Linked DNA regions of Homo sapiens: all the other regions are linked to region 2. Evidence: chromatin loops called from intact Hi-C (ENCODE). Cell type or tissue: PC-9. All regions are shown on one strand. Each heading gives the region's core, and the rest is flanking DNA. Links, peaks and the distances in the headings are about the cores only.

What was found. Peaks named below come from ENCODE experiments on the same cell type or tissue, not always from the same donor. Only the 100,000 strongest peaks of a DNase experiment are listed, where the experiment ranks them.
Region 1: a loop joins it to region 2, with 5 times the contacts of the local background. A loop is called at or near these places in 53 of 110 quality-filtered maps.
Region 3: it touches region 2 in a loop (5-fold over the local background); 26 of 110 quality-filtered maps call a loop at or near these places.
Region 4: it touches region 2 in a loop (6-fold over the local background); 8 of 110 quality-filtered maps call a loop at or near these places.
Region 5: a loop joins it to region 2, with 9 times the contacts of the local background. A loop is called at or near these places in 3 of 110 quality-filtered maps.

Annotation. Positions count from the first base shown.
Region 1 is chr14:60,558,931-60,565,474 of GRCh38, reverse strand. No RefSeq gene overlaps it. Among named protein-coding and RNA genes, the nearest start is that of SIX6, 53 kb to the right of the region's middle. In PC-9, for the core only: a CTCF peak has its summit at 3,167 (motif pointing right); a DNase peak (open chromatin) is centred at 3,124.
Region 2 is chr14:60,180,802-60,187,345 of GRCh38, reverse strand. No RefSeq gene overlaps it. Among named protein-coding and RNA genes, the nearest start is that of DHRS7, 19 kb to the right of the region's middle. In PC-9, for the core only: CTCF peaks have their summits at 2,641 and 2,841 (motif pointing right); a DNase peak (open chromatin) is centred at 2,815; H3K4me3 peaks cover 679 bases; H3K27ac peaks cover 383 bases.
Region 3 is chr14:59,505,035-59,511,492 of GRCh38, reverse strand. JKAMP (JNK1/MAPK8 associated membrane protein) reads right to left here. Exons shown (of 7, transcript NM_016475.5): 7 at 6,083-6,458. CCDC175 (coiled-coil domain containing 175) reads left to right here. Exons shown (of 20, transcript NM_001164399.2): 19 at 685-847; 20 at 6,178-6,426. The coding sequence ends at 6,254. It also overlaps a transcript of L3HYPDH not described here. Among named protein-coding and RNA genes, the nearest start is that of JKAMP, 24 kb to the right of the region's middle. In PC-9, for the core only: a CTCF peak has its summit at 3,950 (motif pointing left); no DNase peak of the experiment used is centred there.
Region 4 is chr14:60,485,217-60,491,760 of GRCh38, reverse strand. C14orf39 (chromosome 14 open reading frame 39) reads left to right here and starts at 5,698. Exons shown (of 18, transcript NM_174978.3): 1 at 5,698-5,816. In PC-9, for the core only: CTCF peaks have their summits at 3,194 and 3,397 (motif pointing right); no DNase peak of the experiment used is centred there.
Region 5 is chr14:59,025,347-59,031,890 of GRCh38, reverse strand. No RefSeq gene overlaps it. Among named protein-coding and RNA genes, the nearest start is that of DAAM1, 160 kb to the left of the region's middle. RefSeq lists a silencer at 3,110-3,159. In PC-9, for the core only: CTCF peaks have their summits at 2,925 and 3,127 (motif pointing left); a DNase peak (open chromatin) is centred at 3,260.

The DNA of each region.
Region 1 (6,544 bases), core at 638-5,637, 380 kb before region 2:
AATCACCTGGGCTGATTGTTTAATTAGCCAGACCCTATTTCAGAGTCTCTGAGTGCATGAAATAGCTGTGGTTTCAGAGCTGGCTGCACATTGGAAGTCCCCGGGGAAGTACTTAAAAACAATAGCCAGTACTCTGGCTTTATTCCCAGAGATTCTGATTCTTTGGGTTTGGTGTAGAAATTGGCACTTTTTTTTTTTTTTTTGAGACAGAGTCTTGCTGTCTCGCCCAGGTTGGATTGCAGTGGCACGATCATGGCTCACTGCAGCTTCAACCTTCTGGGCTCAAGCAGTCTTCCCACCTCAGCCTCCTGAGTAGCTGGGACTACAGGTGTATGCCACCACACCCAGCTAATTTTTTCTATTTTTTTTAGAGATGGGGGTTGGGGGCAGTCTTACTTTGTTGCCTAGACTGGTCTCGAACTCCTGGCTAAAGCGATTCTCCCACCTTGGCCTCTTAAACTGTTGGGATTACAGGCATGAGCCACCATACCCAGCCAAGTTTTTTTTTTTTTAAGCTCCCTAGGTGATACAAATGTACAATGTACAGCCAGGGTGGAGACCCACTGCACTGTGAACATGGGGTCTGGGGTCTAAGGCTTGTCTTCTAGTCCTGTTGCCACCATTTCCTAGCAGTGACTTTGGGCAAGTTAACTCTCAGTTTCTTGTTTGTAATGAGGATTAAATGAGGTAATATATGTAATGAGCTTAACACAGGCCTAGCCTACAGCAATCTCTTAGTAGACATTAATAGAACCCTTATGGTTCCTTATGTACACACATTTAGGAACCATGGAGTTAGAGAATATCCTTATTCCCTGAAACCCATTGAGTGCTGAAGGAATTTCTTTGCTCTTCAGCGGGTTTAATCAGGAACCATGTAAATGCCTCAACTTTCAGTTGTGCTGTTTCATCTGGACAATCAGTCCCATTTAATTCTGATGGTGGTGACGAAGTGCAGCTGTACCTTCAGAGACACAAGAGATTGGAAGTGCTTTGTAAGTGTGTATCATGCCCCCTGGCTCATACATGTTTAATAAGCGTATCTTTTCTTCCCGATTAGATTCCAAGGCTTGTGGGCAGGGATTGTGGCATTCTGTTTTCATATCACAGTGCCTAGCAGAGTGCCAGCTACATGAAAGACCCTCAACTTGACTGAAACGCAGGCTCTCCACCTGCCAGTTTCAGTCGTGCCTGGTGTGATCCTAATAAGGTATTCTGAATTCCCTGTATCCTGCCCTCCTCATCTGAGAAAGGAGGGGGTTAGTTATTTCACTGTAATTCTTGGGGCTGCTCTGACAATTAACAAACACAAATGTCCACGTAGCACCTTAGCATTTCTAGTGTGCCCTCAATTTGCAAATATTAAAAGAAAATAGACACAAAGTTTCCCCACAGTTGTTGTTGGAACTCTGAGTATTTATTTTAGGTTGGCATTGCTGGTATTACCAGGTATCTTAGTACTGCCTTTTTTCACTGTGATATCTCATTGTGAATGTATAAAAAGTCTCAGTGTGAACTGTATAAACGCCCATTACAAAAAAATTAAGTTTTCAGACACAACTGTTTTCTAAGACTTAATATTTCCTTTTTATTTTCTTCCTCTTGAAACTCTAAAATGACACCTATTTTCTAAGATTTAATTGGCACCTTTAAAAAGGAAAATCATAATTATGTTAGAAGCACAGAGGGCCACCATAAAAATCTCATATACTTTATGGACTAAAGAGTGTGTTAAACAGATGAAAACTGTGATTTTCATCCATGATGAAATATATTCACTTTTCCCCCAGGACTTTGGTGTAGCTGTTTCAGTATTCAGGGCTTTATAATGATGGCACCTACATGATTTTTATTATTGAATCCCAATAGGAATGATTGTTACCTTTGAAAATTTTTTGGTCAGAAATCACTACATCAGAGAGCGTTTTCTCTGAACTGTTGTTAAAGCAGAACTTTGAGAGTCAGAAGTAGGTTGGAGTTATTCTCAGACTGACCTCTCTTTACTATTATGTTCTGTGCCTTGTTCTATCCCTACTTAAATCACATTGTTCTTAAATTTTTATATATACTTATTACAGTGCTTCAGGCAGCTGGTTTTTATTTTCGTTAGGATTAGTCACACTGTTCTCTGGCCTTGGAATTTGTAAGTTTTGGATGGAGAGACTGCTCTTGGATGCTGAGGCCTGTGTAATTTTATTAAAGTTTTCTTGGCTTGCTGAATTCACTGCTGTGGTTCTTGACAGATGAAGGGTGTGCGTGAATTGGCTGTAATTTTTTTGTTGTATCAGGCAAAACTCCACATTGGGTGGCTTTTAATAATTCAGTTTTACTTACTTTCTGAATGTTAGAGCATTACATAGGACTCCTAGAAAGAAGCTGAGTAGTTATAAGTGCTCTTAGATTGTTTTATTATCATAAGATTGCCCAAATTATTTCTAAAGCTGTACTAATATATGACATGTATTTAGGTGTATGAGAATTTGTAGGATAATTCTGGCAAGTTTGAGTATTAGGGCTTTGTTACCTATTTTCAGAAATGCTCGCTTTCATAATTCATCCTTCAGGCAAGTCAATTAGAAATCACTTAATTTTTCATTGAAATTTCCAGACACATCAATGCACTTTTGTGTCTCAAAGTTGGTTTCATTTCTTGTATTTGATCAAATTCTAAAGGTAAATTTTACAATGTAATCTGCAGAGCTATTTGGAGGAAGATGTTTGGTATTGATGTTAGATCTAATTTGTTTTCCCACCTAAAAATTCTACTGAATCCTTTTCATATATCAGGTATTTGTTAAATCTCTACCATGTGCCAACTCTGTGCCAAGGGCTGGGATACTCTGGGAATAAAAAGATAGAAGAAAGTCTCTTCTTTCTGTGAGTTCAGGGTCAGTGGGGTGTCAAGTGAGTAAACAAATAGTTACAACGTGCTAAAGACTATACTGGACATAGTGCTTACAGATAATTCCCAAGATTTCACCTTCTGGCCAGAGGCAGGAACAGTCTTTTTGGGCTTTCTCTGCCTGCAGCCTCTTCTGAAAATCTGGTAAAGACTGTGATTCAGAATGCAGAGACTGTAGGCTTCTAGTGGTTCTCGAGGAAACAAAAGAAAACGCTTTTGCACACGAGGTGGTGCTGGTGCTCTGCAGCAAGAACTAACCGCCACTTGGAGGCAGTGGAGATGGTCATCTTTTGCTTGTGCTGAAAAGCTGAGTTCTTGGGCTTTACCCTCCTTGGCCTTAGAGGGCTTTTAATTCCCAGTTACATCTACTTTTGGAATGAAAAGATCTACTTCATCTCTGAATCACTATTCATTTTCATCTTACAAGGGAGTGCTTTTGCTTTTGCTGAAAGTTATCAAGGCTTTCCTGGGAGTGTTCTTGAGAAATATGGTATTTACTACCTAAATGCCCTGAGTTTTTGTTTTGTTTGGTTGGCCCGACAAACTTTTGGCATAGCCTTAGCTGTTGAAGGGCTGTATTTGGAAGGGTGCAATGGAGGCAGAAGAGGGATGTCCCAAAGCGCTAAATTGCATTAGAGGTTGCTGGCTTTTTTTTTTTTTTAAACAATTGCTGCAGTATTTCTGGTAAGAAAAGTTATTAGGTGTTTATGGATGTTTCAAAAGACCAAGGGAAAAAAATGCAGATTCCATGGTAAAATATCCACCTGGGGACCCTTAACACTCATAACAGAACTTAAGTTGGGAATGCTAAGGAGTGTGATCAGCGTAAAGTGGCAGTTGTTTCTCACATGGGGTATTAGCTGGATGCAGTCCAAGAAGAAAGGGGTTGCCAGAAACATCCCCAGGGGAGGATGGGTTGGGTTGGCCAGGTAAATCAGGAATATAGGGTTTCTTCCTATTGAGCAACACCCACCTTCTCCCTAAACAGAGAAAGCTCAGCCTAGTTAGTGGAGGGCTCTTTTCTTATCTGCTTCCTTGGAAGTATTGTGGGAAGCAGGTTTATAAGAGGAGGTAAAAAATCAGAGTTCTACATGGGGCACATAGAGGAAGTATTTCAGGCTAATCATTTTGGGTTGCTGTTTTAGAATAATATGATTTTTTCCCCCTTTGGAGATAAAGTTGCTTTAAATTGTTTTTTGCAGGGCAGGTGAGGGAGTGGCTTTAGCTTGGTCCACTCTTATCTGATCCACTTTGGAATCCACAGACCATATTTGCTGTTCAGAATCTAGCATTTGATCGTGGTTTCATTTAGCACTGAAGTTTTGGGATATTCTTTGAGGAGAGGTTTTGAACATATGTTTTTCCCCAAAATACTGTTTTGAATAGTTGTGTGAATAATTGGACTCAATGTTCATATATTTCTAATCTCTTCAGGGCCAAACTCTTAAAAACAGAGTGTACTGCCACGTAACATCTCATGATACTGCTTGTTCCTAAATTGGTTATACATATGCATTCTATATTATATAAAGTACCTGTAATATATGCATATGAGACAGTTATATAATACATTGTGCATGTGTGATGTATTCAGTATTGATATAGATATATAATGCATACTCTGTACATTAATGTATGCAGCTGCCATTTATTGTATATTGTGGGACAGCAAGCAATAAAAAGACTACTATATACTCAGTAAGACTTAGGGTTATATATATCAGTGATTACATATTCTAAAGTTTAAATCAAATTAAACTTTAATTTGGCAGCCACTCACGGTAAAACTCTTCCCTACTCACTATTTGGCATATCCATAAGTTCAAGACAAAATTATGAAAAATTAAATAAAATCAGCCAATTCCCAACTTATAAAAGGGTTATGTTCCAAAAGTTTCTTTTAAATATTTGTTCTATAGGAACACATTCCCATAAAAATGATCATATATGATGGTTAGTTTCTCTGACTAGTCAACAAAAGTTCAATTAAACCATAATGACTTTCACAATAACTGTAGCCTGATTTCTGGGGCCTGTAGAAAGGAGCCATGCAGTAATAGAGATGAGAAGGAAGTAGGGTCTTTTGTTTTTATGAAGCAGAACAAAACCCAGGCAAAATATTTTAAAACAAGAACAATTTATATTTGGCCAGTGCCAGCTTCCTTTTCTGCACCCTTCTCCCAAGGAACCAGGACTCCCATGCTATCTTTAATGCTTCCCACCTTGTGGTTTCCCACTCAAGTCTAACATATTCCTAATGTGCTCCATGCTCTAGAATTACCCACCCCACTCACTATATTAGTGACTTAGGAAGTATGGTCCTTCCATTAACTTGCATTGGAATCACCGGTGGTGCTTGTTCAATACAGATTTCTGGATCCTACTGTAGACTTACTGAATCAAAATATCTGAGGGTGAGGTGGGGCCTGCAAATCTATCTGGATTTGTAACAAACTCCTTGAGTCACTTATGAACATTTAGATTGTGTGCCTCTGAAATGAAATCTCTCATTTCATCAGAAGAGGTAATGTTGTAAATTAGTGTTTCTCAAACTTTGGCATGCATCAGAATCCTCTGGTGGGCTTATTAAAACACAGATTGCTGGGCTCTCATCCCCTGAGTTTCTGGTTCATTTCAACCTAACGGATCTCAGACAGTGGAGCATTGCAAAATGCAAATGAGAAGTGAAGGGTTAGAAATGTTGGGTAGAGGCTGAAGCGTGTGTGTCTGTGTGTGTGTGTGTGTGTGTGTGTGTGTGTGTGTGTGTGTGTTGGGGTGATTGGGCATCTGAGATCTATCTAACTAGGAGTCTGACTTTTTTTTCCCTCCCAAGTCAAAGCCTGTTTTTCACAGCTTTTTTCTAATTCTCTCTAATCTTAAATCTTCCCCTATTAGTTCCAAGAGCAGTGATACTAAGAGGATAAACTGGGTGAGGAGAGGGCAGGCATTGTGCTCCATTTATTTAAATTTTCTGAAATTAGAATTTTACTTTGGACAGCAGGGGGCTCTCCTAACATTGTATAATGTGAAAGAGAGAAAAAAGTGATCCTTTAACCTGAAAAGACTAGAGTGACAAAATTTGCAATTAGGGAGTTCCTACATATTTGATTATCAGGTTTTCCCAGAAATTATAGTAATATTTAATATACTACAAATATTGGTAAATAGATAAGAACTATACATACTGGTAAACAGATATTATATCTTTTGGTAAATAGATAAGAACAATTTGTTAAACAAATGGAGGCTTAGAAGTTTGAATCTTTACTGTAGATGTTGGCTAATAAAATTTGTAGTGTGATAATTGCCAGATGCATGGGGCAGAGATGTGAGAATTAGTGAGTTTTTAAAAGAGACTATTCCAGACTCAAAGATTTTTGTTTGTTGTGTTTATTTATTTATTTTTGAGACAAGGTTTTACTCTGTCGCCCAGGCTGGAGTGCAGTGGTTGGATCGTGTGATCCTCCCACCTCAGCCTCCTGAGTAGCTAGGACTATAGGCATGCTTCACCACATCTAGCTAATTTTTGCATTTTTTGTAGAGACCGGGATCTTACTCTATTGCCCAGGGCGATTCACCCACCTTGGCCTCCCAGTGTTGGGAATATAGCCATGAGCAGCTGCGTCCAGATGTTTTATTTTC
Region 2 (6,544 bases), core at 479-5,478:
ATGAGTTCACATGGAGCTTTTGTACAGATGACACAAAAGTGCTCCCTCTGGGTGGACACAGCCCTCTGTCCACAAGGCTTGATGGACGGATGGTATCTTTATGTAACATGGATTCAAACCAGTGAGTATAGCTTGGCTAGTGAAATGTGGACTGGATTTCAATCCCCACCTGCTCCTTGGCTGGCACCCTGTGCAGGGAGCAACCCGCACTGATGTAAGCATTCTCATTTTCAGAACTGCCCTGCCTGCAAAGGGCATCTTTTTTCCTCTGTTCCTGATTCTATGGGGTAATCACAGCTGGATCAAGGTCCAATGACAAGCTTCCAGAGGCAGGCTTGTTTTTCACTCCGTGCTGGTAGGTATGGGGCAGGTAGCTGTTTCCCCAGTGGGAATGCGGCTGTTGAGCAAATCTTAGCTGATTTACAGGGTCAAGAAATCTAAACCTGGGGGAAGGAATAGGAAGCCTGGTCTTGCCTGAAGGTCCGGTCCATGTAGCATTCTTTTTTTTTTTTTTTTTTTTTGAGACGGAGTCTTGCTCTATCACCCAGGCTGGAGTGCAGTGGTGTGCTCCCAGCTGACTGCAACCGCCTCCTCCTAGGTTCAAGTGATTCTTGTGCCTCAGCCTCCCGAGTAGGTGGGATTACAGGTGCCTGCCACCAAGCCCAGCTAATTTTTGTATTTTTAGTAGAGGCGGGGTTTCACCATGTTGGCCAGGCTGGTCTCGAACTCCTGACCTCAAGTGATCCTCCCACCTCAACCTCCCAAAGTGCTGGGATTACAGGTGTGAGCCATCTCACCTAGCCCATGTAGCATTCTTCACATCACTCCTGACTGTTGTTCAATTGGTTCAGAATCTATAGAGGAAAGGGATGAGATGAACATTTAAGAAACTCCAAGCCAGGCACCATGACACACGCCTGTAATGCCAGTGCTTTGAGAAGCCGAAGTAGGAGGATTGGAGGCCAGGAGTTTGAGACCAGCCTGGGCAATGTAATGAGATCCTGTTGCTACAAAAAATATAATTTACATAATTAGCAGGGGGTAGTAACATACTCCTATAGTCCCAGCTACTGGGAAGGCTGACCTGGGAGAATGGCTTGAGCCTAGGAGATCCAGGCTGCAGTGAATTATGATGAGGCCACTGCACTCCAGCCCAGCGACACAGCAAGACCCTGTCTCTAAAAAATAAATAACAAATACATACATATAGCTAAAATAAAACAAAAGAAACTCCAACACGTTTATGTGGTCATTGATTCATTTATACTACAAATGTTTTCCAGCATTTTCATGTGGCAGGTACATTGATATAACTTAGGGATAAAACTTTGAATCATATATAATTCTCTGTTCTAAAAGTACTTACAGCCCAGTGGGAAAGAGAAACAAGTCACAACAATATGGTATAACTAGCTGTCTAATAGACATATATATGGGGCGCTTGGGAACATGGGAGTAGAACAAGAACTTAGTCTGTGAGGGGCAAAGAAATCCAGATTCTTCCCAGGAGAGGTGACACCTGAACTGTCTTGAAGACAGAGTAGAAGTTTTGCAAGCATATATGGAGGTGAGCAGGAACATGGAATCTGGGGTGGTGCTCAAACTTATGGCTTGGACAACCATGTGAATAGTGGGGGTAGTAATTAGGGACGAAGAGGTAGAGAGAGAGAGAGTTTTGGATGTGTTGCTTGGAAATGATGGCCTGTGTGTGTCACCTGGAGTTGTGTAGTAGCCATATATGGCAGATACTGTATTAAGTGATTTCTATGCTTTATTTCATTTAATTTCTCCCAAACTGTATGAATTATATACAATTACCTCCACCTTACAGATAAGGAAAGCAAGGCTTTTCTCAAGGCCACACAGTGGCAGAGCTGCAATTTGAATGCAGGTGTGTCTATGCCAAAGCCCATATTCTTTCCAGGATCTGAAGCTGTTTCTGGGCTAGATGATAGAGGTCGGGGCTGAAGAGTCTGGGTTGCAGATGCTTAACCCAGAAATGATGACTCACTCATTTGCATTTGCATTTGCCTTGTTGCAACTGCGACTAGATGTTCTTGTTATAGTAATTTACATCACATGATTTAATTTATACTTGTTATTCTTCTTTTTTTGTAATGTGAGAGCTAAGTGTGCAGTGGTATCTTTTTATTACTGTTTATTTTTTCTTACCTTATATGTCGAAATTTAAGCCGCAATTCAGTCAGTTTTAATGCTATTAACAGTTTGCTGGCTGACTCCCAACCAACCACAATTTAATCTGCTTTGATAGGAGCATACCATTTTCACAGGCAGAAGAACCGATCATTGTAGTCAACCCAGCTCACAGCTTAAATGTGGTCTCAAGAAGATAAAAAGTTTATTCCATGAGCTAGAACTAGCATATGCATTATAAAAACTGCAGCTAGTGATGCCACAAAGAAAGCATTTATTTGAGTTTATTTTTGAAGCTGCCAAAGTAGAAAAACAGTCTGCTTTCACTCTGACCAGAATTGTCCCTCTCTTCTAATATCTCTCTCTCTAGCTTTTCCTCATCTCTATCTGCATCTCTTGGTTTCTCTGACTCTGTCTTTTCCTTCTTTGTTAACATGTTGGAATTCATTGTTTAAACTTATAATTCTCAAAACTAGAAAATCAAGGCCTCTTTTGGAAGAGGAAAATGTTATCCAACCAGATTAATAGGCATAGGGGAATATCCAAACAGCTGGAATGTCCTGGTTTTCATGTACCTTTCATTGAAATTAAGAAAAAATATCCAAAATTCTACATAAATCATGTTGGATGCAACGAATGAGTAACAAATACAAATCATCCAGTAGAGGGCGATGCTGACTTATTTATGGGTGCCTTCGGTAGAAAATGCAAATTAAGTAATAAAAGACTTTTCTTGACGTAAATTGTTCAACCAACATGCAGATCAGATGATTCTTAATGCAGTAAAATCATATAAATTCACATTTAATTGAATCAGATCTTGTGATAATTTGCTCAAAGACTGAATTAAATAATAGTTTTTAAATGCCCTGGGGTGAGAATTAATGAATCTGCTTTCACTTTTCCTTTAAACCTGGGGCTCTGTGGCCTTTAGAAAGCCTTTTAAGCTCTCCGAGCCTCATTTTTCTCACCTAGAAAATGACACATTTGGCCCAGATAGAGGGTAAATTCCCTTTTGCTTTAAGAAGCACTTATTCTGTGAACCAGTATGTTAAGCACATTAATTCTGTAAAAGAGATTTTCTGGGGAAGTTTAAAGTGGTAATTTCCAAGTCTTACTCCTCATCAGAATCACTGAAGTAGTCTCATTCCAAAGCCTTTGCAGGACTTTCCAGGAAATAAAGGGGACCAGATTGTGAGTGGTGTGGGAGAACACATATATCACTGGCTCTCCTGAGCCTTCAACTTTTATACACTTAAGAAGAAGTTCTGATGTCATACCAAGAAAGCAGTTTGAGTTCAAAATAGACATTTGATGTACATCAGGACATCAGAGGGCAGTAATTGTCTAGTGCTCATGTAGCTCATCTAGTTACTAGTGCTCGTGGAGCTGGTTCTTCCCTCCTTTCTGAGTCATGGAAGACTATACCTGCCAGCCTCCTTGCTTGCATTCTCACACAGAACTTTTTCTGTAAAAAGCCAGATAGTAAATATATTATTCTTTATGAATCATATGGTCCCTGTAACAATAATCAACTCTAGTGTTGTCATGCAAAAACAGCTGTATCAGTTGTCTATACCTTGTAACAATTTACCCAAAGTTTGGTGGCATAAAATAGCACACATTTATTATCTCAGTTTCTGTGGTTCAAAATCCTGGCATAAACTAGCAGGGTTCTCTGCTTCATGGTCTCTCACAAGGCTATAATCAAGGTGTAGGCCAGCCGTATGGTCTCTTAAGAAGGCTCAACTGGGAAAAGATCTGATTTGAAGCTCACTTATGTGGTTGTTGATTGGATTCATAGAGTGTTTGAGTGAGAGCCTTGATTCCTTGTTAGTAGAGGCCACTTTCAGTTCCTTGCCTGTGGGCCTTGCACACATGGCAGCTTGCTGCATCCATGCTTGCAAGCTGAGAAGGCGAGAGTGAGAGAATAATAGCAAGAGGAGGTCACAGTCTTTTCAAATTGAACCACAGAAATGACACCCCATCATTTTTTTCCCCGAGATGGGGTCTTGTTATGTTTCCCAGGCTGAAGTGTAGTGGCTATTCAGTGGTGTTATCATAGTGCACTATAGCCTTGAACTACCTGACTCAAGAAATCCTCCCACCTCAGCCTCCTCAGTAGCTGGGACTACAGATGCATGCAACCATATCCAGTTTCCCATCACTTTTGCTCTATTGTATTTGTTAGAAGCAAGTGACTAGATCCAGCCCCCATTGAAACAGGAGAATTGCATAAGGACGTGAATATTAAGGGAGAGGGATCCATGTCAGGAGATACCTAACACAGCAGCCATGGACAGTATAACAATGAGTGGGCAAAAATGTGTTCCTATAAAACTTTATTTACAGAAAAAGGCAGCTAGAGTAATGTCAGCAAAAATGGTAGAGTAGGTAGCTCCCAGAGCATGTCTCTCCACAGAAAAATCAAAAACTGAAGCAAAAACTCTCAGAATCAAGTTTGTGAGAATTCTGTAAAACAGACAAAAAAATTTACATCTCCAAAAGTGAATACTGAATGAAGAAAAAGGGAACTAAAGTGGTAAGCTATCAAACAGAGTAAAAATGTAACCAGCAAATGGAAGAAAATATTTGCAAATCATATATCTGATAATGGATTAATATTCAAAATATATAAAGAATTCTTATAACTTCACAATAGCAAAACAACAACAACAACAGCACACACATAAAACAGCTCAAATATAGGCAAAGGGCTTGATACAGCATTTCTTCAAAGCAGATGTAGAAATGGGCAATAAACACATGAAAAGATGCTCAACATCACTAATTATTAGGAAAATGCAAATCAAAACCATAATGAGATACCATCTTACATCCATTAGGATGGTTACTATCAAAAACTAGAAAATAACAAGTGTGGCTAGTAATGTAGAGAAATTGAAACCCTTATGTGTTGTTCATGGGGCTGTAAAATGATACAGCCACTGTGAAATACAACATAGCAGTTCTTTAAAAAGTTAAGCATAGAATTATAATATAATCCAGTAATTACACTTCTGGATCTATACCCAAAAGAACTGAAAGCAGGAACTTACACAAATATTTTTCCTTTTTAGCTGACATGTAGTAATTGTACATATTTATGGGATACAGAATAATATTTCAATACATGTATGCAATGTGCAATGATCAAATCAGGGTAATTAATATATCCATCACCTCAAACATTTATCATTTTTTGTGTGGGGAATATTCAAAATCCTCTCTTTTAGTTTTTTGAATAATTAATACATTATTATTAACCATATTCAGAATATAGTTCTTATAGTACTATAGAGCACGATAATTTATTCCTCCTATCTAGCTGTAATTTTGTGTCTGTTAACCAACCTCTCTCTGTCATTCTCTTGCCCCTACTCTCCCCAGCCTCTAAGAACCATAATTCTACTCTCTACTTTTATGAGCTTACTTTTCTGGCTGCCACATATGACTAAGAGTATACAATATTTATCTTTCTGTCACACAAATATTCACCAATATTCATAGTATTATTCATTAAAAGGTGGAAACAACTGAAATTTCTATTGACAGATGAATGGATAAACAAAATGTAGAATATACATATATAGGAATATTATTCAGCCTTAAAAAAGCAATGAAATTCCAAAACATGCTACGACATGAATGAACCTCGAGGATATTATGCTAAATGAAATAAGCTAGACATCAAAGGACAAATATTATATGATTTCATATATGTGAGGTACCTGGAATACTCACATTCATAGAGAAAGAAAGTAGAATAGTGGTTACCAGGGCCAGGGGAAGATGATAGGGAGTTATTGTTTAATGGGTACAGAGTTTCAGTTTGAGATAATGAAAAAATGTTTGCAAATTTGGATCACATTTGCACAACAATTTGATTATACTTAAGGCCATTGAATTGTATATTTAAAAATAGTTAAAATGGTAAATTTTGTTATGTATATTTTACCATGATAAAGAATAAATGGAAAAAAAGAGTAATCTCTAGCTACAGAGATGAAATACAGCACAGTGAGAAAAAGCACAGATTCTAGAGTTCCACCTCCTACAAATCCCAGCCCTGCCATTTACTAGCTGCAATGACATTAACTTCTCTATCCCTCAGTTTTCTCACTTGTAAAATGAACATAATAACAACACTATCTCACAGGATTGTTCAGAAGACTAAACGATTTCATATTTGTAAAACATGCAGAAAAATACCTGGCTATAGAAGAGTTTATTAAATAAATATTATAATACTGTTCTTTATCTTGCTTTTAAGTTTCCATTTTTGACAAAAAATTATAAAGCATGCAAAGAAACAAGAAAGTATGGCCCATTCACAAAAGAAATGAACAAAAACTATCTCTGAGGAAGCACAGACATTGGACTACCTAGT
Region 3 (6,458 bases), core at 1,459-6,458, 680 kb after region 2:
CTCAGATAAGGTGGGAAAGACTGTTTTTTGCATGCCCCAAATGAACACATTTTGGTTCAGGACAAAGTTGTCAGTTCTGGACTCCTTACCTCTTCATGTTTTACCAGTGCAACATCTGCACCCTCCCCACTTCAGAGTCAGATAGGCTGGGGTCAAAATCCTGGCTCTGCCACTTTCTAAGTATTTAAAGTTTACACATAATCCTCATTTAAGTATTAAAACACTGGACTAGGAAAGCGTTAAAATGTCTTTTTCACATGGAGCTGCGGAGGCCCAGAGGGTTTATGTAACTTGTCCAAGACCAAACAGTTCATGAACGTATGGGAATTTACAACCCAGATCCTGCCTGATTCCAAAGTTCCTTCTGTTAGGCTGAATCTCTTCAGCTCTGTGCTTCTCTGAGGGTGAAACTAGCTTTTTATGCTGCCACCACCATGGCTACCATTATCCACTTAAAAATTTGAGTTCAGTGAGCATTCCATTATTCTTCTCACTTCATAATCCATTTTTCCAAGATTATGTACAGAACTTTGTGAATTGGCTGTGTACACAAGCACTTATTTTTATGACTGATACCAATTATGCATATATAATATTTTTTTTTGGACATGATCCACTTAGAATGTGTATTTATTTATGTTGTAGCAATTTATATTGACACAGCCTAAAATGCCATTTCTTTAGATCTTGGTGGACAATGGTGAAGAGACCTTGCAAGACATAAACAATCTAACAGACAAGCTGCGTGAAAGAGATGAAAAAATGCAGCATGTCAGTACATGGCTACGAGGGAGTCTTGAAGGGCTGCGTTTGCTTGTGGAACAGGAATCACCAATGGACCTTCTTAGTAAGCAACAGCTTAGAGCTTTGGTAACATGGGACTTCCTGCTATTTTACTATATAGCTGGTAACATCAAAAGAAGAAAAAACGTGTCAACTAAGTGACTTAGTTATCCCCAATTATGCCACAAACATTCAATTGAACATTGATACTTATTTGGGGTTGAATACTCTTGTAGTGTTATCCAATTCTGCCTTTCACCTAAGAGAATTTTCTAGATAACTAAATCTTCTTTATAATTTTTTTAAAAAGTTTATTTTAAACATTTTTCCAGAGAAGGCTTTTTAAACTCTTTTACACATTTTTTAGTCTTCTTAAACAGAAGTTGAATATAATTTTACATTTTCTTCCTGAACTGAGTTTAGCATTAAAAATAGCAACTGTTACCTTCTCAGAAAAATCTAGTGATGGCTGCGGGGGCTTCTGAGATGTTAACACATCATATCTAACATGCTTGACTCATGAGCAAGCAGTCCAGTCTCTCCAGAGGCGTATCAGCTTCATCCTCAATCCCCACAATAATGTCATGTTAGACATAGCCACAGAACTCTCCAGATTAGGGCAGTGGTGAGAATTGAAGGTGAGTCCTTGCACAGGTACAGCCCAGAGGTCCCAGTGACAGAATCATCTGGGAAGATGGGATGTGGGGGTAGAGGGAGCTTGGGAGAAGGAAAGAGAACAGAGTTTAGAAGAGAGATGGAGTGATGAAACAAGAATACTGTCATCTGGCAAGTGTACAAATCTATTTGTGCTTATCAAGGCTTAATTTTAAAGAGCATAATCACTAGATAAGCAATTTTGAAGGTAGGATGTAGAAAGTAAAATGGGATAAAAGTAAAAAGAGCTGCATGCAGTGACTCATGGTTATAATCCCAGCACTTTGGGAGGCTGAGGCAGGAGGATTGCTTGAGACCAAGTGTTCGAGACCAGCCTGAGCAACATAATGAGACCCTGTCTCTACAAAAATAATTTTAAAGTTAGCAGGGTATGGTAGTGCCTCTGCCTCAGCTACTCGGAAGGTTGAGATGGGAGAATTGCTTGAGCCTGGGAGGTCGAGCCTGCAGTTAGCCATGATTGTGCCACTGCACTCCAGCCTGGATGACAGAGTGAGACCCTGTCTTAAAATAAATGTAAAAAGAGGGATAGTGATAAGATTAAAAACATTCCAGTATTTGGGAAAACCTGTGTTCTGGGGCATTGCTTGACAGAAGAAATAACGTTTCAGTGGCCAATGAAGAACTTTGTGGGTAAACCCTCTTAGCTGCAAAGTCATTTTGATGGTCCTGCCTGGTGATCATGATGAGCCTGGTGATACTTATGATGTACGAATGCATAAAGGATCCTTTGTGGGCCTTGCTTCTATTTGTATTTCCTTTGCTAGGCCAGACCATTCCTTCCAACTATAGATCAAGCAAAATTTTGAGAGCTAAATCATCTGTAAGTGTCAAGGGCACTGTCTTCACATGAATTAATCTTCTGTTTTTATCTGAAACCCGATGGAATCTTTGTGTTGCAACAAATTTAAATAGACTCTTAGAGAAAGTTTCACTGAATTACTAATATCATATTTCCTTTTTCATATATTTTGAGGTCTGATGGATAATCTATGACAAGTAGAGACTGGCAGTGTGTAAATAAAAAGACCACCCAAATGAGAATAAGCAGAGGCTGTTTATGCAGAACTTGCTATAGCAATGGAGCCAGGCACTGTCTTAGTTCGTTCGGGCTACCATAACATTCTGTACACTGGGTAGCTTATAAATAACACGAATTTATTTATCACAGTTCTGGAGGCTGGGAAGTCCAAGATCAAGGCACTGGCAGGTTTGGCTTCTGCTGAGGGCCCACTTTCTGGTTCATAGAATGGTGCTTCCTCATTGTGTCCTCAAATCATTTAAGGGGTAAGGCAGCACTTTGGGGCCTCTTTGATAAGGGCACGAATCCCAAGACCTAATCACCTCCCAAAGGCCACACCTAATACACACTGGAGATTGTTTCAACATAGGAATTTTGGAGGAGACACAAACTCTCAGACCATAGCAGCCAGGATTACTTGCTTTTCTCTCTTTTTTTTTTTTTTTTTTTTGAGACAGGGCCTCTCACCCTGTTGCCCAGGTTGGACTGCAACCTCTGCCTCCCAGTCTCAAGCAATCCTCTCACCTCAGTCTCCCAAGTAGCAGGGACTACAGGCACGTGCCACTGTGCCTGGCTGCAGTGTGTGTGTGTGTGTGTGTGTGTGTGTGTGTGTGTGTATTTTGGAGACGAGGTTATGCCATGTTGACCAGGCTGGTCTTGACCTCCTGAGCTCAAGCAATCCTCCTGCCTCAGCCTCCTAAAGTGCTGGGATTATATGTGTGTGCCATGGACCTATTGGACTAAACAAAGCGGGGCGAACGCGGGAATAAAAGACAAAGACAAGAGAGTATATTTGGAAGAAGGGGTCAGGGGGCACCTTGCCTCTAGTGGACAAGTGCCCTGAACTTTACACAGCCCTCTGTATTTATTAAGCAAAAGAGATAGTGAGGTGTGTGGGGGGTCGGGGGTGATTGTCCGCCAGCAGCTTGATTCACAGCAGGCTTGTAAGACTGCATTCTTAGAACAATAGGCACTAGATTTCTCAATAGGTAACTTCAAGGAACCCAGTGCCAGGGAGTGAGGCCCTCAGCAAACCTTTTGGTGGCAAGGCAGTGTGAGTTTGCTCACATCCTGCGTTCATGATAAACAGTTTGCTGTTTGGTCATATAGCCTCCAGCGGAATGCTGAGTTGGTCACATCCCACAGGCCTTCAGCTCCCTACAGGTGTGAGCCACCATGCCAGCTAAGCTCTGCTTCTTACATGTTATCTAACCTCCACTCCTCAGTCTCCCCAGTTGTAAAATACCACTGATAAAACTAACAGGAGTTATAAAACACCAGACCCATATTAGGCACTCATCAGATCCCTGAAACCTACCACCCTCCTGGAGAGGTGATAGTAAAATCTGAATTTACTATTCAAGTCCTTGGCCATCTCTGAGCCACCTGTAACCTCCCAGCTTTTGAATGTTCCCTGTTGAATGGGTTCTGCCACAGGACTTCTGGAGAAGCCCTTATCTCAGTTCAGCACCCCTCTACTGTCCTCTTCTGGCCATGATAGTCACTGCAGCCCTGCAGGTCCTGCCCTCTCCAGGATCACTGCACTAGCTTCATTAACATTGGGCACTTTGGAGCCTGACACTGGAGCAGATGTTACAGTGACAAAGTTGAATAAACTCCAGGCCCTGAACCTTAAAGTGCATACCCTGTGAGAAACAAGACAATTGAAGAGCTGATGAAAATACATTGGATTCCTTCTAGAAAGTGGCTATCAGAGGGTAAAGCTGTGTCTTATTGGATGTTGGAGTACACAGGGATATCTTCCCAAAGGAGAAGCACAGACATAAGCTGGTCAAGAACTGCCAAGTAGCAAGGCTGAGTGGAGATCTGCTGGGGGAACCAACCAGCAAGTGTGGAATAGGCTTGTCAGAACATTAAAGGCCAGACTTCTTCCTGAAAACTAATTACTAAAAACTTACTTTTTGCCTTAATTTTATTTCTTGTAAATCAAAGGTAAATAAGTTAATTCTTAGTGTATATGTAAGCTAAACAGTAACTTAGTACAGTTATTTTTAAAGTAAAAAGAATTTTGTCTTAAAATTACAAAAGTCCTTGAGTATTACATCATATATTATGTTAGGTTACATAAATAATTTGTGTATTAACCAAATATATTGATACATGGGCTATGGAAGACATTTTTAGGATGAGGTACTTTAAAAGAAACATTAAAAAAATCAATGTATATAACTGTCAAAGTTATCTCTGTTATTGTGATGAGGGGCTTGATACAATCATCTACATTTTGATTAAGTCTAGAAAAACACCTCCTTATAATTAAAGCAGAATCAAAATTTCAGTGAGAAGAAAGAAAATCATTTGCCTAGTACTTGTCTCTTGGAAAAATTAAGATCTGAAATAGGAGGAGTTTAGATCAGTGGTTCTCAAACATTAGAATCACCTGGAGATTTTAAAAAACCCCTGTGCTCAGCTGGGTGTGGTGGCCCATGCCTCTAATCCCAGTACTTTGGGAGGCTGAGGTGAGCAGATCACTTGAGGTCAGGAGTGCAAGACCAGCCTGACCAACAGGGTGAAACCCCATTTCTACTACAAATACAAAAATTAGCTGGGTGTCATGGCGGGCACCTATAATCCCAGCTGCTTGGGAGGCTGAGGCATGAGAATCACTTGAACCCAGGAGGTGGAGGTTGCAGTGAGCCGAGATCGCATCACTGCACTTTCAGCCTGGGTGACAGAGCGAGACACTGTCTCAAAAAAAAAAAAAGAAAAAAAAAAAAAAATCCCTGTGCTCAAACACAGACCAATTCAACATGAATCTCTGGGTGTGGGGCCCAGGCATTATTTTTTTAAATCTCTCCAGATGGCTTCAATGTGCAATAGTCTCGCAAACTAATAGTTTTAGACAAATATATAACAAGGTAGTTATTAAATTTATCAACTAACTGACCCAAATTAATCAAGAAAACACAGATTTAGTATCCCTGGTCTGAAAATCCAAAAATCCAAAGTGCTCCAAAACTCAAAGCTTTTTCAGCACCAATATGACGCTCAAAGAAAATCCTCTTTGAGAATTTAAGATTTCAGATTTTAGGATTACGGATACTGAACTGTAAGTATAATGCAAATATTCCAAAATCTGAAAATACCCGAAATTCGAAACACTTCTGGTCTCAAGCATTTTTGAATATGAGATATTCAACCTGTATTTTGACTTTTAAATTACCTCTTCAGGACTGGTTAGCAAAAGTACCATACACTGTAGTGATAAGGATTGTGATGTGCTACAAGGGCCTAAGTCAAAACTTAACAAAGACAAGGGTTGATTTTTAAATTTCTTATGACCACGTTTTAACAAATTATTTAGTAAAATTAGCAACTACAGTGGCTATAAGTTGTTCTAGTCTTATTTTTACCAAAGCAAATTAAAAATGCAGATACATATTAAGTATTGTGGAAATTATTTGCCCGTGAGGCCTTGTAATTGTAATTTCTTCTTTTGCATATATACTTTTCTGCTAGAACAGGACATATGAAAAAAATGATTGTAAAAATGGCCCCAAGTGGACCAGAAGATATAGTCCTAGTAATCAGACACATGACACCCCTCCCTACTCTACCCCGATTATACAATTACTCAATTGAGGATTCTTTGGGCAACTCAGAATTTTAATGAACACTAATAACCCCCCAAATGTGTGCAATACAAATAAAATTTTTATATTTATTTTTTATTCCTACAGAGAAGAAGAAACACATTCGTACAAGGGTTCATTTCCCAGTGGTTAAATGTACTGAGAAAAATACATTAACAAAGTAACTCAAGGATACAACTGCTGTGAATTCAAAAGACAGACTACTACAGGAAAAGTGAGTGCACTTACTTTCATATTTTGCAGCTGTTAATAGAAGTCTTAAACATTTAAAATTTAACTAATTCACACAACCTCCACCAAGTATCAGTAAATAAACTTCTAAACAATAAAAATGGATAAACATGGTCAGGTTGTTAGGTTAAGAGCTA
Region 4 (6,544 bases), core at 942-5,941, 300 kb before region 2:
AATGGGCAAGAGGGCTAGAGTAGATATGTGGCAAAACCAGTTTGGAAGTTAGTACAATAATCCAGGTGAGAGAATGAATTTAGATGGCGGCAGCTGAAATAGAGAAAAATGGATGGAAGATATTTAAGAGGAAAAATTGGTAGGATTTATGATGGATTTGATGTGGGGGATGATAGGAGAGGAAGGTTGTCACGGTCTAGGTTTCTGGTATGCACAAATAGATTCTGGTCTCATTAATGAAAAGGATGAAGGAGGTCAGCATTAGTGGGGGAAATACATGAGCTGTGTTTGAGCTTGTGCTGTGGTTTGAATGTTTGTGTCCCTCCACAATTCATGTTGAAACTTAATCCCTAATGTAATAGTATTAAGAGGCGTGATGAGGGCTTAGTATTAGTGCCTATAAAAGGGCTTGAGGGAAAGACTTTGTCCTCTTCACCATGTTGGGACATAGCATTTGTCCTCTCCGGAGGACAGCAACAAGACACCATTTTGGAAGCAAAGAGTGTGCCCTTACCAGACACTGAATCTGCCAGTGCCTCAGTGTTGGACTTACTGACCTCAAAAACTGTGAGAAATAAATTTCTATTATTTATGAATTATCTAGGTAGTGGTGTTTTGTTATAGTGCAGGATGGACTAAGATAGCTTATCACGTCAGCAATTAGATACGTGGGTCTGGAACTCAGGATAGGTGTCATGAACAGTTGCTTTTCCTTTTGACTGCCCAGCATTTAAATCCAATTCTTATGTTTGGAAAGTATTTTACCCTAACAGTCTGGGAGGAAGAAGAGATTTATGTGTCATAGGCTTCTTTAATGAAATATATCTACCCAAGATTTTGAATTGGAATGAGTGACACCAGCAAGTGTGCCCTAGAAAGAATCCTATCTGTTAATAGGTGACAGTTAAAGTAAGATAGAGTTTGTAGGGCAGTTGTGGTAGTGCTCATGATAGTGATGTGAGCTGCAGTCCTCAGTGCTTGGTTGTAGTGATGGTGTCTCGACTACCAAATCTGTGGTATGAGTTTGGTTTTTGCTTCTTGCTGTATAGCACATGAGTCTGGTTCTCTAGCTATTCTGGGGAGTTTTGTGTTACACAGTAACATTTTTAAAATTTTTTACTTTATTATTATTTTTTAGAGGCAGGATCTTATTCTGTTGCCTAAGCTGGAGTGCAGTGGTGCGATCATAGCTCGCCACAGCCTTGAATTCCTGGGCTCAAGTGATCTTCCCGCCCCAGCCTCCCAAGTAGTTAGGACTACAGGTGTGCACCTATTTATTTATTTATTTATTTATTTATTTATTTATTCATTTATTTATTTATAGAGATGGGTTTTCTCTGTGTTTCCCAGGCTGGTCTTGAACTCCTGGGCTCAAGCAATCCTTGTGCCCTGACCTCCCAAAGTCCTGGGATTACAGGTGTGAGCCACCATGCCTGGTCCCAGTATTCTTCAAACAAATTTCACCTTTGCTTAAATCAGCCAGAATTAATTTCTGTTGTTTGCAATTACTGACTTGGATTGATACTAGAGGTCTAGGCTAGAGATACACATTGTGAGTCACCTGTATAGTGGTTGCATTAGAAACCATGCACATGGAGTACAGATGAAAAAAGGCCTAGGACTGAATCTGAGATTTACAACATTTAATGGCTGAGTGGAAGGAGAGGAGGCTGAAAGAGAAGATAGAGAAAATTATGAGAGATGGGAGAAAAATCATGCAGCTACTGCGGTGTTTTAAGAAGGAAAAGTGATAATGCAGAGGTCAGGTCAGTTAATGACTGAAACATGTTCATTGGATTCAGTGTCATGAGGTCATTGTCATCTTAGAACAAATTTTATGGCATAATGGCATTGGAAGGCAGATTGGAGTAAGAAAAGAGGAGGGAGACTGTGAGTTTAGACAACTGTTTAGAAATCAGGTTGGCTGTGAGAGAAATATGATGTTGACTCATAAAACCTTTAATGTCTAGGGAAGATTCTCTCTCTTTCATTTTCTGGTATAGACTTGACCATGTTTAAAGCTGATGAGAGGGATCCAATTAAATGGAAGAGATTGAATACACATAAGAGAAAAGGCATATTTGATATTTTAACGCTTCTGAGGAGGTAAGAGGAGATGGTACTCAAATACAGGTGGAGGAATTGGCTTTAGGTAAGAGGAGAGAGAGTTCCACTATTGTAACAGAACAGAAGGAGGATAGATTAATGAAGATTTAAGTAGGATCATATGTTTGATAGCTGGAATTTGAAGAAGTTTCATTCCAATGTCTTCTATATTTTCTATATACTATGTGCTGGGCATTATATTAGGGGCTTTATAGAAATTATTTTATTTAATCTTCATAACTATTCCATGATGTTGGAGTTATTACAATTTCCACTTTATATGTGAGGAAACGAAAGCTTGGATTAGAAACTTGCCCAAAGTTTTGACTTAACAAATGACAGATCCAGAAGTTAAATCCATATCTGCCTGACTGCAAAGATTGTTTATAGAGTTGACTGGATGCATACAAAGAAAATATCAAAGAAAAAATCAGCAAGACTTTGTGAATAATTATTTATGGGAGATGACTTTGGATTTAGATCAGGTTAAATCAAGATTGATGGAAAGCATATAAAGATAAATATTTGGATAACTCCCTGATAATAGGATAGGACTGGAAGTAAAGATTTGGGACTCATAAGCACAGGTGTGATAATTGAAGTTACTATGGATGCATGACCCCCAAAAAAGAAAAGGGTAGAGTTAAGGAAAAAAATCTTGGTTAGAGTCCATGGTGATGGTGAGGGGGAAAGAAATAGAAGATGAAATCTGAGGGGCAGATAGGAGAGGTGGGAGAACCAGAAGAGAGTAGTGTCTTGGAAGTCAGGATTGCAGAGAGTTTAAATGGAACCAAGTATGGAAGAGAGTAAGAAAAAAAGGAAGGGAGGAGGATAAGACTGAGAAAAGACCATAAGATTTGGAATTAAAATGTTGTCTTGATTACCTGAGAAAGTAGTTAAATGTGATGGAGATAGTAGTTAAATTGAAAAGGTCAATTAGGAAATGAGTGGAGAGGAATTGTAGGTAGGAAACACAAGCTTCCTATTAGATAAATTAAGCAATAAAAGGAAGAAAAGGAATACCGTGCAATTAGAATGAGCAGCAGGTTTAAGTAATGGATTTCTTCAGATTGTTGATTATGGATCAAGAGGCAAAGGTGTCAATAATAGATAAGGAAAATTTTATCTTGTGGGAGTACTTTCCCAGAAAATGATTTGTTAAGATAAATGTTTATCTGAGTCAAAGTTCTATAATTTTTCAAATGGAGCACTGTAATTCACTGGAGTGAGAGGGAATAGGGAGAGAGGGAAATAAAATTTATTTAAAACTCTCCAGTAGATGGAGCATCTTCATTGCTTTTCCAGAAGAAAATTTTGGAATGGAATAAGATAGATGGTAGTGGTGTTGGTAGAACTTAGGTATATTTTTATGAGGGTAATTAGGATATGTATAGATGTGAATTTAAATGCAAATAAATTGATTTTCAGATCTCAGTAAGGTGGTGTTTCTAGATTTCTACAAATTTTCATAAGAAAATCTAGTGTTAAATTGAAGTAGACTAACTTTTTACCTACTAAATTTTCTTGACAGTCATAGCAATGTAGTGCCAGTAAGACAAAATAGATTTACACTTTATATTTGCTTTCCTATGTTTTCCTAAAAAGAAGTAGTTAATAAATATAAACAAATGTAATAAGAGTAAATTTGGGTTAATATCTAAATAAGGAACTCAACTAAGCAAGAAAACAAACAATCTGATTAAAAATGGGCAAAGGACCTGAATAGACATTGCTCAAAAGAAGATGTGCAAATCGCCAACAGATATATAAAGAAATGCTGAACGTCAATAATCATAGCGAAATGCAAATCAAAACCACAATAGGATACGTCACACCTGTTAGAATGACTATGATAAAAAAGGCAACAAGTGTTGACAAGGATATGGAAAAAAGGAAAAGTTGTACACTCTTTGCGGGAATGCAAATGGGTACCGCCATTAGGGAAACAGTGAAGAGACTTCTCAAAATTTAAAAATAGAACTATCATAAGACCCAGCAATCCCACTTTTGAATACATATCCAAAGAATATAAAATCACTTTGTGGAACAGATGTCTGTGCTCTCATGTTCACTGCAACATTATTCACAATAGCCAAGATATATACTCAACCTATCCATTCATTTGTCAATGAATGGATAAACACACACACACACACACACACGGACTTTTATTCAGCTTTAACAGAGAAGGAATCTTGTCATTTGTGACCACATGGATGATGGATGAGCCTGTGGGACATTATGCTAATTGAAGTAAGTCAGGCACAGAAAGACAAATACTATATGACTTCACTTGTAGGTGGAATCTGAAAAAGCTGAGCCCATAGAAGCAGAGAGTAGAATGGTGGTTGCCAGTGGCTGGGGGAGGGAGGAGGTGGGAATGAGGAAATATGTTGGTCAAAGGGTACGAAGTTTCAGTTAGGCAGATTGAATAAGTTCTGGAGATCTAATGTACAGCATGGTGACTATAGTTAATAATACTGTATTGTGTCCTTGAAACTTGCTAAGAGAGTAGATCTTAAAGGTTCTCACCACACACACCCAAAAATGATTATATGAGGTGATGGATGTGTTATACAAATTAACTTGATCGTGGTGATCATTTCACAATGTATGTATACGTCCAAATATCATGTACGTGGTAAATACAATTTTTATTTGTCAATTATGCCTCAATAAAGCTGGAAAAACTAAGTAAAAGATTTTTCACACACACACAAAAGAATAAATCTGCTAAATTGTTACATTATCAAAACATGTTAGTTTTGTTGAATATTAATACCAACTAGTGAGCAATATGACAGCACACTATAATAAAATTGGTTATGCATATCTGATCTGAGGCACTTAAGGAAGAAAAACTTCTGAAACCTTCTTTTTCACTTAAATATTCCGTGAAACAGCTTAGGTTTTGGTGACTTGAGACAATTATTGTGATCATTTACGGTTAAAAACATTTCTACGAGAAATATACAAAGGATTGAGGCACTTTGGAGGACTGAACTGCTTAATGATTTTGTTTACACTCTTTATTTCACTTTGGATAGGCAGACAAAGCCTAAGAGCATAAATTACCTAAAGACAGCATTTTGGGCAGAAAATGTACTTTATTTGAAACTGAGCAAATGAGTCAGTCTCAAAATGTCCATTCAACTAATATGTATTTGAGTTGTGCTTGCTTTTTAAGATGTTTTGAAAAATGCTGAATTCAGAATTGAATTTTGATTATTGAATTGAGTATTTTTTACTCTTGTTAAAAGTTAATATCAATTTTATTGTTGTACTCCAAAATATTTTTAAAAACTTGTTACAAGAGGAATAAATAGGCTTTAAAAAACACTTGTCTTCAAGAAAACAGGAGAGTCTCTGACAGGTCTCTACTTCTTTGAGGGTCCTCTAACTCCAGCACCCACTTCTGTGGTTTTACGGGGCTTATTCCGCGCTTCCACCCGCGAAGAAGGAGCGGTTGCAGCCGCGCAGGTCTCGTCCAGAGCGCGATCTCGCTGCTCTTCAGCGCGATCTGCGGCTCCCGCGGCGTGCTCCGCGGGGTCTCTCAGGGCTGGTACCAGGGGCGTGGGGGCGGGGCTGAGCGAGTCCAGCCCAGGGCTCCGGGGACCGTTTGTAGTTAGGATCCGCTGTGGCGTCCTGAGTGGAGTTTGGGACCCCAGGGAGGGAGGGTGTGGGCGTTCGGGTCCAGAGGAGCTGTTTAGGTGCGTGTGGAAGGGAGCTGCATGTGGCGGTTTTTCTCTGGGCCGGCGGCTCTGAGGGGGAGCGTGTGCGTGGGTGGGAGGGGGCTGGCTGGCCCTGCCCCTCAGAGCGACCGGAGTCGCCTTATCCCCTGGGTTGGTGCGGCCCGAGGCTGAGGGCGCGGCGGGGGATGGGGGGGATGCGGTGTTGCAGCCTCGGGCGAGGGGAAGCCAGGACAGGAGGCTGTGAGGGTGGGAGTCGGCCGGCGAACTCCCACTGCGGGAGGCGCACGGGCTGTGGTTCCTGGGCTCTGAGGGGCACGGTAGACAGGAACCCCGCCTCAGGCGTATGCCGTAATGCGAATTGGCTGTTCTGTGAAAACCTCCAATTTTTTTATTCTTCGTGGTAAATTCGTAAATGCGAAATCGCACTGTTTCTCTAGGTTTACCCGGGTGTTGGGGAAGGGCTTTCGTTAGAATTTTGCTACACGTGGTTGTACACACGCCACCAAGGGACATATTCAGAGCGTTTACTTTAAAGGGCATATCCTGTGGAGAAATCTGGGTGTCCGTGAACCCTGGAAGATCCGGATGCTTGTTGCAATCCCACGCATAAGCGGTTATGCGGGTGCTTCCCACCCCATCCCCAAAACTTCAAGTCGTGCCCCGACTCAACAACGATTTCTGAAGCGCTCGTTGGGCTTGGCCCGGGAAGGGGCTGGGAATGTCGCCATGGGCTCAAGGGGGCCTCT
Region 5 (6,544 bases), core at 749-5,748, 1.2 Mb after region 2:
CCTTGGCCTCTCAAAGTGCTGGGATTACAGGCATGAGCCACCACGCCCATCCCACATTTCCTTTAAATGTGCCCATTAAATCACTTGAATCCCACCAGCGCCTTCTCTCCTGTAATACCCGGAAGTCTCAGGATGATTGACCTTTATCTCATTCAGGAGGTTGGTCCCTGATTCCCATTCCCAGTCATTGCTACATGCATCCAAGGTGCTCCATGTCAAATCTGTCTGGGGCTCCCAATTTACAATGCTTGAATACACAGCTCCTTCACCTGAAGGACCAGGTGAAGTTCTACTATTCCCTGCATCACCCAGAACAACTTGTGCAGATAATGGATGTTGCCTACCCAAAAGCCATTCCCCTTTCCTACTCTCTTGCTAGTATATAATCCTACCTGATAGAGAACAATGGGAAATATATCAGGGGCTTCAGGAAAAGGTTTTTCTTAGTAAGAAGAAATGCATGGGAGGAAAAACAACTTTCCATACACATTGAATGTGGTCAAATCTCCAAGTGATGCCTGGAACTACTGCCACCATTATGAGACAATGAGGGGAGAGGTTGTCAACATGCTGAGAATGGTGAGAGAAAAGACTGGAAGGATCTGGCTTCATTGCGCATATTAGTTTGCTGAACCAAATCTGGAACCACTGTGCCTCTGAGCTTCTCATGGAAAGTAATATACTTATTACCTATGCCAATTTTAGCTGGGTATTGTGTCATTCATAGGCAAAGGCATCCTAACTGGGACATACTGTCTCTATGGGAAGGTTCACAATTGCAGGGGTCAACCGCTAACCCCAGCTCTTTTCCACCCTCATGGTGATTTTATTTACGGGCCTCAATCACATTTTACTGCTACTTAGTTAAGCCACCATAATTCTCCCCAACAAGTTTCAGTAGCTATGAATTACTGATAGGAGTCAGATTCTTGTTCCTCACCTCCCACCAAATGTTTGGACTCATGCAAATTTGCCTACAAATTCCTAAGCAACTGTCAAGTTCATTGTCTTGGTCCATTTTGTATTGCTGTGCAGGAATATCCGAGGATGGGTAATTTGTAAATAAAAAGGGACTATTTGGCTCACAGTCCTGATGGCTGAAAAAGTTTGAGATTGGGCATCTGCATCTGGTGAAGGCCTCAGGCTGTTTCTACTCATGGTGGAAGGTGAAGGGAAACTGACTTGTGCAGAGATCACAGGTTTGCAGAGAAAGGAAGCAAGAGAGAGAGAGGTGAGGTGCCAGGCTCTTTTCAACAACCAGCTGTCATGGAAACTAATAGAGTGAGAACTCACTCGCCCCAGAGGGAGGGCATTAATCTGTTCATGAGGGATTCACCCCCTGACCCAAACACCTTCCATTGTGCCCCACCTCCAACATTGAGGATCAAATTCAAACAAGAGATTTGGTGGGGACAAACAAACCATATCCAAACTACAGCATTCATTATGTCAAATTTTCTTACAGAATAAAAATGCAAAAGTTCTCTTCACTGTGCATCTGCTACACAATAACTTCATAATTATAGAAGCAAAGTATGCTCATATAAAGAACTAGAAAATACGAAAAGATGAAAAGACAAGAATTTCAATATACCATCCAGAAACATGTTCACTTTGAACATGTTCACATGTATTTTTCTTTTGAATCTTACGCAATTGAAATCATACTGCACCTACTATTTTGTATCCTGATTTATTCACTTAACATTATATTGTTTTTCATTTTGCATTACTATTTTTCAAAAATCACGATGTTTAATTTTGGAAAATATCCTATTATGAGGATGTACCCAAATATATTTAATCATTCTGTTATATAAAAAGAAGATATATAATATAGATGTTAAATCTATGGGTTCTGGAACCAAAATCCCCACTCCAATTTGTATTAGATGTGTGACCTTCAGCAAGTTGCTTAACCTTTTGGAGGCATGGCTTTCTCATCTCCAAAATGGGTATAGTAATAACACCTACCTGCTAGGCTTGTTGTGAGAAACAAGTAAGAGGGCTTAGTAGGATCTGGTACAAAGTTAATATTCAATAAAGATTTGTTATTGTTATTATTATTATAAAAATGTGAGGTTATTTTCCATTTTCTCAAACGTAAATAGGACATCCATTCCTCAAAACATCCTTGAACATACATCACTTTTTGCATCTGATTAATTTTTGGAATCATTTCCTAGAAAGGGAATTCTTGGTTAATGCCTATTTTATTTTGATAATTTATCAGATTTTTATAAAGATGAAAAAGCAAATTCAAGCCTCAAGGGGAAAGGGTGAAAAGAATACATTCCCTGAACAAAATAAGTATTTTCCTACTCACTGTCCCAACATTATAGGGCAGATTCACCCATATCCTTAAAAGTTGAGCTTTCTATCCTTAAATTGAAGTAAAGAAGTTCATCCATAGGTCAAAATTAGCTCTTAACATAATGACAGGTCTGTTTTGGGCACTACTTAGATGGCATGCTGGAATGGTATTTTCTTTTTCAGTAATAGATTCTCACTTTCCTTTTTGAAAAGAAATGTGATTAAGCAAAAATCTATGCTCTTTTATTCATACAATTATTAAAAACTCATGGGAGCACAAGAAGTGGCTAAGAGGGTCCTTTCTGGAGGGACCCTCATTGTAGCTCCCCAGGTATAATTTTAATGAGCAATTAAGGAGTCTCGTCAATCAATTGTCAATTTCCTCAGATACACTTTTCATTCATTCTACATTCTGATTGAGGTTGTTAGCATATCTTTAGCTGCCTGCTTGCCACTACTTCTAAGAAAGGCCACAGCCTCTGTCCTGAATTCTTAGTTACTGGTCCATGAATACTCTACCCATGATGGCAGACAATGAGAAAATAATGAAAGGAAGAATGCACCTTCTGTCTTCCCTGCTCAGAAAATCCCTTCACCAGACTCACTTCTCCTACCTAATCCTTTGAATCTTTAGATTGCATATAAACATTGTTTTGGGTTCAGTTTAATGGCATAAGAGCCATTAAGAAATACTCCACTAACTTCCAGCGGTTTGAAGTCTAGATTCTGTGACAGATTGATATGTTTTAAAATGCACCCTTCCTGAAAGGACGCTCTGTAACTTACGTCTGTGCCACTTGCTTCTGCTGCCCTCCTGTGGCTTCCCGGGGTCCTAACAACGTGTGCAGCCTTTTGTCCAGCTGCCCAGTCTCACCCTTTGTCATCTGTTTTCTCTGCTGTTTATTCTCCTCTTTACCCTCATCTGTGATAGCTGTAGGAATTCAGGCCCTCAGTGACTCATCCAGATTTATGGCTCCAATTTGCCCCCAGGATTGCAATGTTATGCTCTGCTAGACTCTATTCCCTTCCAGCATTGGTGCTCCTCATGTGTGACTAAATGCTCTTTCTTCTTTGATAGGAAGTGTATATTCTAAGTAATGGTGCATTCAGTTAAGTGATTATTTGTTTAAAAATTATATTCTCAATCCTCGCTTATAATATGCCACTTCATCAGGCGCCAATGATCAGGCTGGGCACATGTGTTAGCAAAGCTTGGCTTGTTCACTGTGTGTATTACAGGCATTTGCAGGGAGATTTTTCGCAGGAGCCTTTGTCTTTTATTTTTTACTTTTCTCACCATGCAGTCAAATATGCCTTTTCTTAGTTCAGCGAGCCTTGTTAAGTTTGATCTACAATCTAGGGAAGACTTCTAATTCAGAGTAATTTGCCAAGATGAAAGACCTGATCTGCTTTAAGAGAAATTAATCATTTCCCTTTGCCTGGAACTTTCTCAAGTTTTGAGGAATGATTTTGTCTCCTTTCTGCATGGAAACATTCTTTTAAAATTTTTAAATATTTTAATTTCATTGCAAGACAATAGTAAGTGGGGTAAGACTGAGGTCTAGCATTAAGAACAGTTATCTACTCATTGTCTTTTAACACATCAGTACTTTTTAAAGAATGCAGGTAAATGATACTAGGTCCTGGATATATGACATATACTAGTGATTTATTTATTTTAATTAATTAATTTATTATTATTATTTTGAGACAGAGTTCACTCTGTCACCCAGGCTATAATGCAGTGGCGCGATTTCGGCTCTCTGTAGCCTCTGCCTCCCTGCTTCAAGTGGCTCTCATGCTTCAGCTTCCCGAGTGACTGTGATTATGGGTGCCCGCCACCACGTCTGGCTAATTTTTGTATTTTTTGGTAGAGATGGGTTTTTGCCATGTTGGCCAGGCTGGTCTTGAACTCCTGACCTCAGGTGATCTGCCTGTCTCAGCTTCCCAAAGTGCTGGGATTACAGGCATGAGCCACCGCCCCCGGCCTATACTAATGATTTAGATATTAGGACGAGTATGACCTCTAGTGCTCTCTACCTTTGTGACCAGGTCACTCAACCTCACAGCATCTCACTTTATTCATCTTTAAAATAGACATTATAATACATATTTTGCAGGGTTGTTATGACAAACCGATGTGACATTTTACACACTGTAAATCAAGATATAAATATAAAATATTATTATGTATGCCCTTTTTTGGGGGGAAATAAAGGAATACAGCATCAAAACAACCAACCAACAAAGATGCTTCTCTAATGGGCCCTTTATAAAACTTAGCTAGTAGCAGATAATTCAGAAAAATAAATTGTATTCTAAAGATAGTTTCTTCTATTGACCTATCTTAAATATGAGAACTTTTTTTTCTTTATTTCTTCTAAAACAAAAAAACCATGATACATGTGCAGAACGTGCAGGTTTGTTACATAGGTATACGTGTGCCACGGTGGTTTGCTGCACCTATTGACCTGTCCTCTACGTTCCCTCCCCTCACCCCCTACTCCTCAAAAGGCCCTGGTGTGTGTTGTTTCCCACTCTGTCCATGTGTTCTCAATGTTCAGCTCCCACTTATGGTGAGAACATGCGGTGTTTGGCTTTCTGTTCCTGTGTTAGTTTGCTGAAGATGATGGCTTCCAGCTTCATCCATGTCCCTGCAAAGAACATGATCTCATTCCTTTTTATGGCTGCATAGTATTCCATGATGTATATGTACCACACTTCCTTTATCCAGTCTATCATTAATGGGCATTTGGGTTGGTTCCATGTGTTTGCTATTGTAAATAATGCTGCAATAAACATATGTCTTTATAGTAGAATGATTCATACTCCTTTGGGTATATGCCCAGTAATGAGATTGCTGGATCAAATGGTATTTCTGGTTCTAGATCCTTGAGTAATTGGCATAATGTCTTCCATAATGAGAAGACAGAAAATATGAGAACATTTGTAGTGTATATAATTTACAGTTTCTACTATTAAAGCAAAACCTCCTAGCACAGATAGACCTTAGGTTGTAATTCACAAAACAATGAACTTGCATTTGGGGGAGAAAATAGGACAATTCCAAACTTAGATATTTTCGTAAGTGATTCTGGCCAGTTCCTGAGTCCAGTTGATTTTAAGGCACAAGATTGACCTGAAACAGTCAAAATGGTCACCTTACAAGAGAAATAGAGAAAACATAGCAGAAAATGCACGAGCATCATTAACAAATTCCTCTACGTGACTTCAAAGACACATTCAGGGAAGGCTACCCCCACTGAGGAATTGCTTTCCCAAGTCCTGTTGCTGCTGGCTTCAATGTGGGGCCACCTCATTTCATTAGCCTTCATTCTGCACAGCTGCCAACCATTACTTCCTCCCTTGGATCTTAGGAAGTCTTAACTGTCATTTCAAGAGTCAGATTATATAATAGTTTAACTGAAACATTGTAGTTGTTTTTGGCACAATGACCTATGTCAGATAAATTTTTAAAATAAGTAGAACACCTTTTTATTTAAAATTTGTTGATTTAGGAAGTATTTGTATAGGTTCGTTACATGGGTCTACTGAATGATGCTGAGGTTTGGGCTTCTAATGTTCTTGACACACAAGTAGTGAACATAGTACCCAATGGGCAGGTTTTCAACACGTGTTCCCCTTCCTCCCTCCCTGCTTTTTGGAATCCTCAGTGTTTATTGTTCGCATCTTTGTGTCTATGTCTACCCAATGTTTAGCTCTCTCTTAGAAGTGGGAACGTGTGGTATTTGGTTTTCTGTTTCTGTGTTAATTCACTTAGAATAATGGCCTCCAGCTGCATTTATGTTGCTGCAAAGGATATGATATCATTCTTTGTTATGGCTGAGTTGTATTCCATGGTGTATATGTGCCACATTTTCTTTATCCAATCCACTATTCATAGGCACCTGGTAGAGCCCCCTTTTAAAACCAAACCCCACATGGAATTCCAGTTTATAAAAGAGTTCAGAGAGGGAACTACTCCACTTGAAGGAGGGGTTGGGAAAGTGTCTAAAATATCTGAGATCCTCTTTCACCCCTTCTTCCAATCCTCTGGTAGTGGCTCCCCAGCCACCTCCAAAGATCTTTAAGACTCTAGGCAGCACAAACTGAAAAAAAGTAATCTATGCCAATATAACAATTGATTTTCTAAATAAGAAACTAGAACAAAATTCTACAATAATTAAAGGATTAGCTAGCAATGAAAGAAACCAGATCAGTCTTGAGAGAG